Linked DNA regions of Homo sapiens: region 1 is linked to region 2. The links are chromatin contacts, found by Hi-C or POLR2A ChIA-PET in ENCODE. All regions are on one chromosome and are shown on one strand. Each heading gives the region's core, a stretch centred on a gene start or an enhancer-like site at or near the end of the contact. The rest is flanking DNA. Distances are from core to core; before and after follow the strand shown. Region 1 has its middle 31 kb from the start of UBTD2. Region 2 overlaps STK10 (serine/threonine kinase 10).

The links. Hi-C counts contacts between places; a loop is a spot of excess contacts on that map. ChIA-PET counts read pairs that join two places held with the same protein, here RNA polymerase II (POLR2A). Pooled maps may share reads with other maps.
Region 1: a pooled map shows a loop between it and region 2 (2.1-fold over the local background). The contact joins two enhancer-like sites. A Hi-C loop is called at or near these places in 1 of 50 pooled maps. POLR2A ChIA-PET finds 5 or more read pairs at or near these places in 6 of 52 experiments (K562, T-cell, WTC11 and 2 more).

Annotation. Positions count from the first base shown.
Region 1 is chr5:172,311,864-172,317,360 of GRCh38, forward strand. No RefSeq gene overlaps it. Among named protein-coding and RNA genes, the nearest start is that of UBTD2, 31 kb to the left of the region's middle. RefSeq lists enhancers at 3,857-3,946, 3,977-4,066. Within about 2 kb of position 3,553, at least 4 of the 41 ENCODE cell types and tissues checked have a DNase peak (open chromatin) inside an H3K27ac peak, as active enhancers do.
Region 2 is chr5:172,065,162-172,070,551 of GRCh38, forward strand. The region is part of intron 12 of STK10 (serine/threonine kinase 10); the gene reads right to left. Among named protein-coding and RNA genes, the nearest start is that of FBXW11, 61 kb to the left of the region's middle. RefSeq lists an enhancer at 1,608-1,657. Within about 2 kb of position 1,675, at least 3 of the 41 ENCODE cell types and tissues checked have a DNase peak (open chromatin) inside an H3K27ac peak, as active enhancers do.

The DNA.
Region 1 (5,497 bases), core at 2,303-4,802, 250 kb after region 2:
CTTTAAAAGCAAACCAAAACAAATTGATTTAACAGCATTTCCGATGAATAATATAACCACATTGAAGGAAAGAAAAGAACAAATCCGTATGAGGACACTATATATTTGTCCTTGGTTTTGGTCAGGGTTGGGGTTGGGAAGCAAATTGCAAACAAACCCTGACTTCTGTTTTATTAGATTTGATTTTTGTACTGAAATGGGCAAAACAACACAAAAATTATCTTTGGTATATTATAGGATTGAGCAAATGAGTAGATTTGATAGTAGACATTGATATTATTGGAGGCCAGGGTTCTCACTGCGGAGGAAGGGAGATGTAAGGATGGGGGAAGGCCAGGAAGTACTTGGTGGGAGAGAGCGCAAAGTCCCAGGCAAGAGGTGTGGACACATGGAGGGGTGAAAAACTGGGACCAATAATAAATAGTTCAACCTACCACAGGTGGCCAATGTGAATACATGGTAATACATGGTAGCTATTTAGAAAAATATTTGTTAAATTACAGCAAGCCAGGAATCTAAGTTAGTAGGGATGAAAATATTGCTTTTGGCTCTGAAAGGGCAATGTCTCAGCTAACAAGTAGCAAAGAGAGAGGCTGATTCCCCCAGCCTGCCTAATTATTGAGGCATCATCTCTACTTACTGAAAAACCACGGCAAGGAGGCTGTCCAAGTTCAAGTGCCTGATTTGATCTTTCCATGGGAGGAGCAAGCTCAGGGAGATGACAAAGAACAGATAGATGCATATGATGGAATTCCACATTGTTCATTTATGCTGGGGAAATTAACCACCCACTCAGTCCTGGTCACAGGGTCTCCCTTCTGATGTGGCAGGTGGGACCTTTCAAGACACCCAAGTATGGTTTTTTTTTTTTTTTTTTTTTTGAGGTGGAGTCTTGCTCTGTCACCCAGGCTGGAGTGCAATGGTGTGATCTCGGTTCGCTGCAACCTCCACCTCCCAGGTTCAAGTGATTCTCCTGCCTCAGCCTCCTGAGTACCTGGGATTACAGGCGCCCACCACCACGCCCGGCTAATTTTTGTATTTTTAGTAGAGACAGGGTTTCGCCATGTTGGCCAGGCTGGTCTCAAACTCCTGACCTCAAGTGATCAGCCAGCCTCGGCCTCTCAAAGTGCTGGGATTACAGGCGTGACCCACCGCGCCTGGCCCCAGCTATAGTTTAGACGGTTGCTGGTTAAGCAAATAATTCGAGCAGATGGAATTGGATCTTCCTAAGGAATGTTCCTATTATCTTGTGACTTTTCTTTCTCTAGTCTACAAATAAGAAGATAAACTTTTCTCTGGATAACTGGAAAGAATCCTAGAAATCAGAGTATTGTGCCCTTTGAAAAATATTGAAGAAACTCTACAAAGTCTTGCTCTTCAACACAGTTTTTTGGACTCCATACAGAACACTCTGCATTATGACCAGACAATGGACTTATTGCCACGGTGGAATAAAGGTTAGATTTTAATCTGTGTAGTTTGTGCCTGCCCAGTATTCGTTCATTCTTCCTCCAGTAGTGAAGGCCAGAATTCCCTCTGAAGAGCCAGTTCCTCCCATCTATGACTCTTAGTCCATCTGATTCTGGTGGAGCCCACTTCTTCCCCACTCCAGCGTGGTCCCAAGTCTCAGACTCAAGCCAATCAGTGCATCCCAAACCCAGGATTGCTCTAGGATGGTCATGTGATTCAACTAAGCTAAGAAGAGGCAGATCCAGGACTTTAAAAAACAAACAATAAACTCCTGAAACAACTCCCCAAATAACCAATAAATTGTTAATTTGTTTTTTTTTTTTTTTTTTTGAGACGGAGTCTCACTCTGTTGCCTAGACTGGAGTGCAGTGGCACGATCTTGGCTCACTCCAACCTCTGTTTCTCGGGTCCAAGCAATTCTCCTGCCTCAGCCTCCCGAGTAGCTGGGATTACAGGCACCTGCCACCACACCCAGCTAATTTTTGTATTTTTAGTAGAGACAGGGTTTCACCATGTTGGCCAGGCTGGCCTTAAACTCCTGACCTTAAGTGATCCACCTGCCTTGGCCTCCAAAGTGCTGGGATTACAGGTATGAGCCACCATGCCCTGCCAACCAATTGTTTAGAAGAGCCTTTTCTTCTGCCCATGAATTTTGGAGGAAGTAAACTTGCAGCTGCTTGGAGTCCCTAAAAGGGAAAAAATTGGGGCTGCTCTCCAGTTGGCGAGAGCCTACCCAAGCGGGACACTAACATAGAGGAAAATACAGCTGAGAAAGAGGAAGAATCCAACCCCTGAGAAATAATCTGAGCCAAATTCAGCAATGCTTGAATCTACCCCGTGGAATTTTCAGTTTCGTAAGTCAGTAGTTTTAAATTTTATTTCCTGTAAGTCTCAGTTGAGTTTCTCTCACTTGAGGGTAGGAAAGGTTTTATTTGTCTTTGTCTCCCAAGTACTCAGTGTTAACTCATAAAGAAGCATCCTTGTGTGCCATATTAAAAGACTTAGGGCTGGGCGAGGTGGCTCACTCCTGTAATCCCAGCACTGGAGGCTGAGGCAGGCGAATCACTTGAGGTCAGGAGTTTGAGACCAGGCTGTCCAACATGGTGAAACCTTGTCTCTATTAAACATACAAAAATTAGCTGGGTGTGGTGTCAGGTGCCTGTAATCCCTTTTACTCGGAAGGCTTAGACGAGAGAATCGCTTGAACCCCGGGAGGCAGAGGTTGCGGTGAACCAAGATCGCGCTACTGCACTCCAGCCTGGGGGACAGAGTGAGATGCCATCTCAAAAAAAAAAAAAAAAAAAAAAGGCTTAGGCTTGATCCCCGGCAAGTGAGGAGTAACTGAGGAGCTGTAAGCAGCAAAGCTATATGAAGCGTTTCATGCATTGGAGCTATGGGTGGGTAGACCTTTCAAAAGCAAGCAGTGGCGTGAACCTGGGAAGCGGAGCTTGCAGTGAGCTGAGATCGCGTCACTGCACTCCAGCCTGGGCGACAGAGCGAGACTCCGTCTCAGAAAAAAAAAAAAAAAAAGCCAAGCAGTGGCAGACATGAAATCTTTACCTCATAGCCCCACCCAGCTGAAATTACACACCCTCTGACAACAGGAGGCCAGGGACCAAACTGAGTTGTACACTCCCTGTATAGGTATGTAAGAGATAGGGCTTCTGTTCTCCCCATTCCTCCCTCTCACCATACCTGGACTGCTTTTGGAAGGAAACTTCTAGGGGTCCATGAGGCAGGCCTGCACACATTCCAAGCAGGCAGTAAAGCGCATTTCATTCTGCATGGTGTCATCAGGCATTCGTTAAAGGAATATATGACCTGTGGGTGATTAAAATCTAATGAAAACAGGCATTCTCAGAATGACTTCCAGAATCCAGGCAAGAGAGCACTGTTAAATGTCTGGAAATTATTGTACAGTTAAAGCACCCACACTCCCTTCTCTCCCAGACAACCCTGGGTCAGAATTGATCTTCCCTGTCTTTGTTCTTCTACTGTGCTCATAATCTCTCAAGTGCAACACGGATCGTGATATTGTCAGAGGTGTGTGAACCAGAACAACTCTGTCTTGAATAGGAGCTGAGTAAAGTGAGGCTAAGACCTGCTGGGCTTCATTCCCAGACTGTTAAGGCATCCTGAGTCACAGGATGAGATAGGAGGTCAGCACAAACACAGATCATAAAGACCTTGCTGATAAAACAGGTTGCAGTGAAGAAGCCGGCAAAAACCCACCAAAACCAAGAAGGCCACGAGAGTGATCTCTGGTCATCCTCACTACTACACTCCCATCAGCATCATGACAGTATACAAATGCCATGGCAATGTCAGGGAGTTACCCTATATGGTCTAAAAATGGGAGGCATGAATAATCCACTCCTTGTTTAGCATATCATCAGGGAATAGCCATAAAAATGGGCAAACAGCAGCCCTCAGGGCTGCTCTGTCTATAGAGTAGCCATTCGTTCATTCCTTTACTTTCCTAATAAACTTGCTTTCACTCTACTCTGTGGACTTTCCCTGAATTCTTTCTTGCGTGAGATCCGAGAACCCTCTCTTGGGGACCGAGACCCCTCTCTTGGGGACCGAGACCCCTTTCCGGTAACAGCATGACTGTAAAGTGGAGTTGCTTTGTCTATATTCCCTTCTAGAGGTGAACCTTGAGGTCAGGGACAGTCTTACTCATCTTTATGGTCCCCTGCACACCCCCACAATGCCCTTAATACCCAGTTGTTCAATGGACTTGGTGAAATTTGTAATCTCTAAATAGGCCTTGTGAAACCAAACTACATATGGCCTGAGAAGGATTCTGTACGTCTTTATTTGAGTCTTTGTGGACAAACTGCAACCTAACTTAGTAAGTAGACAAGATTGAAAACCTAACTTAGGAGTATGCGCCTGTAACAATAGCTGAGTCCTGGCCAATCCCAGTGGCCATCCTTCAACCACTCATACACTGCTGAGTGTTCAAACTGTGTTCAAATAAGGCAAACGCCAACCTGTAACCAATCCGGCTGTTTCTGTACCTCACTTCTGATTTCTGTATGTCGCTTCCCTTTTTTTGTCTATAAATTTGTTCTGACCATGAGGCATCCCTGGAGTCTCTCTGAATCTACTGTGATTCTGGGGCTGCCTGATTGGTGAATTGTTTTTTGCTCAATTAAACTCTCTTAAATTTAATTCAGCTCAAGTTTTTCCTTTAACAGCCTGACTTTATTTTGTTATATATATATATTTTGAGGTGGAGTTTTGCTTTAGTTGCCCAGGCTGGAGTGCAATGGCGCCATCTCGGCTCACCGCAACCTCCGCCTCCCGAGTTCACGCGATTCTCCAGCCTCAGCCTCCTGAGCAGCTGGGATTACAGGCATACGCCACCATGCCTGGCTGATTTAGTATTTTTAGTAGAGATGGGGTTTCTCCATGTTGGTCAGGCTGGTCTCAAACTCCCAACCTCAGGTGATCTGCCCACCTCGGCCTCCCAAAGAGTTGGGATTATAGGCACAAGCCACGGTGCCCGGCAACAGCCTGGTTAAAAAAAAAAAAAATTGGGCCGGGCATGGTGGCTCACGCCTGTAATCCCAGCACTTTGGGAGGCTGAGGCGGGAGGACCACGAGGTCAGGAGATGGAGACCATCCTGGATAACACGGTGAAACCCCGTCTCTACTAAAAATACAAAAAAAATAGCCGGGCGTGGTGGCAGGCGCCTGTAGTCCCAGCTACTAGGGAGGCTGAGGGAGGAGAATGGCGTGAACCCGGGAGGCGGAGTTTGCAGTAAGCCGAGATCGCGCCACTGCACTCTAGCCTGGGTGACAGAGTGAGACTCCGTCTCAAAAAAAAAAAAAAAAAAAAAAAAAATTGAAAATAAACATGCTCCCTGAATCCATATGTTTATTAAGACTCTTTTGTGGCCAGTGACAGAAACTTAACCCAGTCACTTAAGAAAATCGCTGGTTCATTGATTCACCTTCAGGCACAGCTGGATGCAGAGTTTCAAACAGTGTCACCTACACTCTATTTTTGTTCTGCTTT
Region 2 (5,390 bases), core at 425-2,924:
CATTTTTCCCTAATCCCTCTCCCCCCATGAAATACTAGTCCAACAGACAATATCGTCAATCTGACAAACCATTGTCATATTTCAGTTATTTTGCTTCCTTTAGGGTAACACTAGCCGGGCTGAAAATGCACTTTTTTTTTTTTTTTTTTTTGAGATGGAATCAAGCAATTCTCCTGCCTAAGCCTTCCAAGTAGCTGGCATTACAAGTGTGCACCACCACACCTGGCTAATTTTTGTATTTTTAGTAGAGATGGGGTTTCACCATGTTGGCCAGGCTGGTCTCAAACTCCTGACCTCAAGTGATCTGCCTGCCTGGGCCTCCCAAAGTGCAGGGATTACAGGCATGTGCCACCGCGCCTGGCCGAGAATGCATACTTTAGTATCCCCCTTGTCAGCCCCTGAGGTCCAGGTGAACTGACATCCCTACCCCCGCTGGCCCTGGGCTGAGCATCTGATCCAGGCTGGCCAAGCAGCATATTCCATGCCCTTAGCCTCAGGAACTGATTCAGAGATAAGCACGTGACCCTCACTGGTCCAGTGTGAGCTTTGGGACGTTTGCTGGAACTACTGAAGAAAAGCTACCTGCTGTCCTCTGGGGTTGTTAAACTGGAGGGATGAAGGCCAAGGTGAGTCACCTTGTCAGCCCCTGGAGGGGACTGCCTGAGATGAACTCAGCACAGGGAAGCAATGTCCAGAGATGAGAAGAAGAATCCCTGGCAACACTCCTGCCCTCCTGGTCAGACGCCAGCAAGTGTTCTTTCCTTCTTAAGCCAGCTGGGATTGGGTTTCTGTCTTTTATAACAGGAGGGAGAAGAGATCCATGACACTTCTCTCTAAGGACCTTAGAGTTCCTCAGACAGTTCCTTCCCAAGAAACCCACACCTTCACAGGTGCCTAATAACCCAAAACCTGCATTGACAGAGGGCTCTTAAGAGCATCTGATGGGGGGAAAGGCCCGCCTGTGATCAAAAAGAGAGCATTCCAGGGAGTTCTGGCATGGTGAGGTAAGCCAAGACAGGCTGTGTCTCCTGATAATTACAGTGAAAACTCTGCATCAAATATGAAAGCAGCTACTTGAGGACTCTGAAAACCAAACAAAAGCAGGTGGCACGAAGGGGAGTCAAAACTTGCAGACAAGACTGGTACAGGGGATAAGTTTCCTATTTTTTTTTTCACCCTTTTGCTCTCCTGGCTTTGCACCAATTCCAGACCTGCCCAGTAGTGCAGTAGAAAAGCTGGCTAAAACTCTGTAAGAAACCTTGTGTTTCTGGCCAGAGAACCAGGAAAAGAGGCCTGTGCAGTCCAGTGAGTATGGGATGAATCCCAAAGAGAAGGGCACAGAAGGCCAGGCGGAGTGGCTCACGCCTGTAATCCCAGCACTTTGGGAGGCCGAGAAAGGTGGATCACTTGAGGTCAGGAGTTCAAGACCAGCCTTGGGCAACATGGTGAAACCCTGTCTCTACTAAAAATACAAAAATCAGCCGGGTGTGGTGGCACATGCCAGTTATCCCAGCTCCTTGGGAAGGAGGCATGAGAATCACTTGAACTCAGGCGGCGTAGGTTGCAGTGAGCCGAGATCATACCATTGAACTTCCAGCCTGAGGGACAGAGCGAGACTCCGTCTCAAAAACAAAGAGAAGAGCGCAGGAAAAGGGAAATTCCTAACTGTGTGTGTGAACACAGAGATTCACCCCTGAGCTGAGTATGAGTGAGACAGGTGCCAAGCAGTATAGCAAAAAACAAAAAAAGCAAAGACCCAACTAAACTAACACTGAAACCACTACCCACAGAAGATCAGACAGAACCTGTGGTCTGCAGGGTTTCCTGTTAAACAAAAAACATCTACATTCTTCAAAAGATTATAATACGGACCCACAGTCTACAGAACATAACACTGAAATGTCAGGGATAGCCAGGCACGGTGGCTCACACCTGTAATCCCAGCACTTTGGGAGGCTGGGTGGATCACCTGAGCTCAGGAGTTCGAGACCAACCTGGGCAACATGGCAAAAACCCGTCTCTACAGAAAATATTAATACAAAAAACTAGCTGGGTGTGGTGCCAGTGCACCTGTAGTCTCAGCTACTCAGGAGGCTGAAGTGGGAGGATCACTTTAGCCCAGGAGGTTGAGGCTGCAGTGAGCTGTGACTGCACCACTGCACTCCATCCTGGGCAACAGAGCAAGACCCTGTCTCTAAATAAATAAATAGAATAAATAAATAAATAAATAAATAAATAAATAAATAAATAGAATAAAATGCCAAGGAAACAATAAAAAATTACTCTACATACAAAGAATCAGGAAATAGAACCAATTTTCAAAGAAAAAGGCAATCAATAGATGTCAGCTCCGGGATGACACAGATGTTGGGACTGGCAGAAAGAAACTTTAAAGCAGCTATTATAACTGTACTCCATGAGGTAAAGCCCTTTAATATTTCAAGTATGGAAAGATGAAAGTTCACAGCCCAGAAAAACTATTTTTTAAAAAATTAGAAAATTTAAAACTAAACAATACAATGTCTGAAATTAAAATAAAACAATAGTGGAATGGTGATCACAGAGGAGGGTCATTCATTTGAAGACTGATTAATAAAGATTATATAATATGAATGATAGAGAGAAAAAAAGATGAAAAAGAGGAAGGTTTCAGGAACTTATGGGAAAATTATCAAAAGCTCAATGAAACCCAAACAGGTTAAATTAAAAGAAAACCACCCTCATACATATCATAATAAAACTTGAAAACCAAACACTAAAAAAATTCAGGAGAGTAGTTAAGAGAAATGTGACATATTAACACAGGAAAATAATGACTCCAGTGACCATGGATTCCCCAACAGACACTAGGGAGGCCAAAAGCCACCGGAGTATCATCCTTAAAGTGCTGAAAGAAGGGCCGGGCGCGGTGGCTCACGCCTGTAATCCCAGCACTTGGGGAGGCTAAGGCGGGTGGATCACGAGGTCAGGAATTCAAGACAAGCCTGGCCAAGATGGTGAAACCCTGTCTCTACTAAAAATACAAAAAAATTAGCTGGGTATGGTGACAGGCGCCTGTAATCCCAGCTACTCAGGAGGCTGAAGCAGAGAACTGCTTGAACCCGGGAGGCACAGGTTGCAGTGAGCCGAGATCACACCACTGCACTCCAGTCTGGGCGACAGAGCGAGACTCTGTCTCAAAAAAAAAAAGTGCTGAGATAGGTATGTCTAGTGAAACTATCCTTCAGAAATGAAAGTAAAATAAAGACATTTTCAGATGAAGGAAAGTAGGAAACTTTGTGGTCAGGAAGAAAGGCTACATTGGAAGTTCTTCAGGTTGAAAAGAAGTGAGCTGAGAAGAAAACTTGTATCTTCAGTAAAAAAGAAAGAGTGACAGAAATGGTAAATATCTGGATAAACATAATCAACACTTTTTCCCTTAAGATCTTTAAAATCTCAATGACCATTTAAAGCAAAAGTTGTCACATTGTCTGGTATGGTTTTTAATATATGTAGATATAATACATGTGATAGGCCAGGTGTGGTGGCTCACACCTGTAATGCCAGCACTTTGGGAGGCTGAGGTGGGCGGATTGCTTGAGGCCAGGCAAGACCAGCCTGGCCAACATGGTGAAACCCTGTCTCTAGGCATGAGAACTGCTTGAACCCAGGAGGCAGAGGTTGCAGTGAGCCAAGATCATACCATTGCACTTCAGCCTGGGCGACAGAGCAAGACTCTGCCTCAAAAAAAAAAAACAAAACCAAAAACGTGACAATTATAACAAAATTGAGAAAGTATCAAGAAATTTACATGGTTGTAAAGGTACATTTTACTTAAAGAATTACAATATCAACTCTAAATAGATGCTGAGATAGGTATGTATATTATAATGCCCCAGAGCAACCATTAAACACAAACACACACACACACATAAAATATAAACTAATTCATGAATTAAAAAATAATACTAAAAATATTCAAATACTTCAAAAGGAGGTAGAAAAACAGGGAAGAGAGGAACAAAAACCAAAGGAGACAAAACAGGTAATAATTTAATTAAATATAAATGCCATAAACACCTCTACTAAAAAACAAAGATTTTCAGATGGGATTAAAAAAAATGAAAGCACAACTATATGCTGTCAACAAGAAACCCATGTTAAATATAAAGATTTAGACAGGTTAAATTGAAAGGATGGGAAAAGATACTGTATGCAAACACTTATCAAAAGAAAGTAGGATTGGCTATTTATTAGACAAGGTAGACTTCAGAACAAGGAATATTATCAGGAATAATGATGGGCATTATATAATTATAAAAGGAAGACTCAGTTCACTAAGAAAATATGACTATTTTAGTCTTAGCTAAAGTCTAGGAGGCTGAGGAGGATCACTTGAGCCCAGGAGTTTGAGGGCACTCTGGGCAACATAGTTAGACTTCCATTGCAAAGAAAATAAACAAATAAATAAATAAAAGAAAATGTGACTATTTAAAATAACAAAATAATTTCAAAAATGTGAAACAAAAGCTGACAGAACTGAATGAGAAATAGATAAATCCACAATTACAGTTGGAGATGTTAACATTCCTTTCTCAGTAGCCAGTAGAACAAGTGGTCAGAAAATCAGTAAGAATAGAGAAGACCTGAACAATACTATCAATTAAGTTGACCTACTTGACATTTATAGAATACTCCACTCAACAACAGCAGAATACACATCCTTTTCAAGTGCACACGGAACACTCAGCAACACAGACCACATCCCGGACCATAAAACAAGCCATAATACATTTTTAAAAACTGAAATCTTAAAAAATATATGGGCCGGGCGTGGTGGCTCATGCCTGTAATCCCAGCACTTTGGGAGGCTGAGGCATGTGGATCACCTGAGGTCAAGAGTTCAAGACCAGCCTGGCCAACATGGTGAAACCCTGTCTCTACTAAAAATACAAAAATTAGCTGGGTGTGGTGGCATGTGCCTGTAATCCCAGCTACTTGGGGGGCTGAGGCAGGAGAATCACTTGAACCCGGGAGGCAGAGGTTGCAGTGAGCCGAGATCATGCCATTGCACTCCAGCCTGGGCGACAAGAGCAAAATTCCACCTCAAAAAAATATATATCTATATATCTATATATCTATATATATATGTTATTTGATTTGATCATAATGAAATCAAACTAAAAAACAATAAGAGAAAGATATGAGAGCCCCAAAACATTTTAAAATTAAACAACAAGCTTTTAAATAACCTGGGTCAAAGAGGAAGTTGCAAAGGAAATTAAAAAGTAATTGGTATTGAATAAAAATGAAAATACAACATATAAAGATTTGTGGAATGAAGCTAAAACAGTGCTCCATTTATAGCATTAAGTGAAATTTATAGCATTAAGTGCTTAAAGAATAGTCTC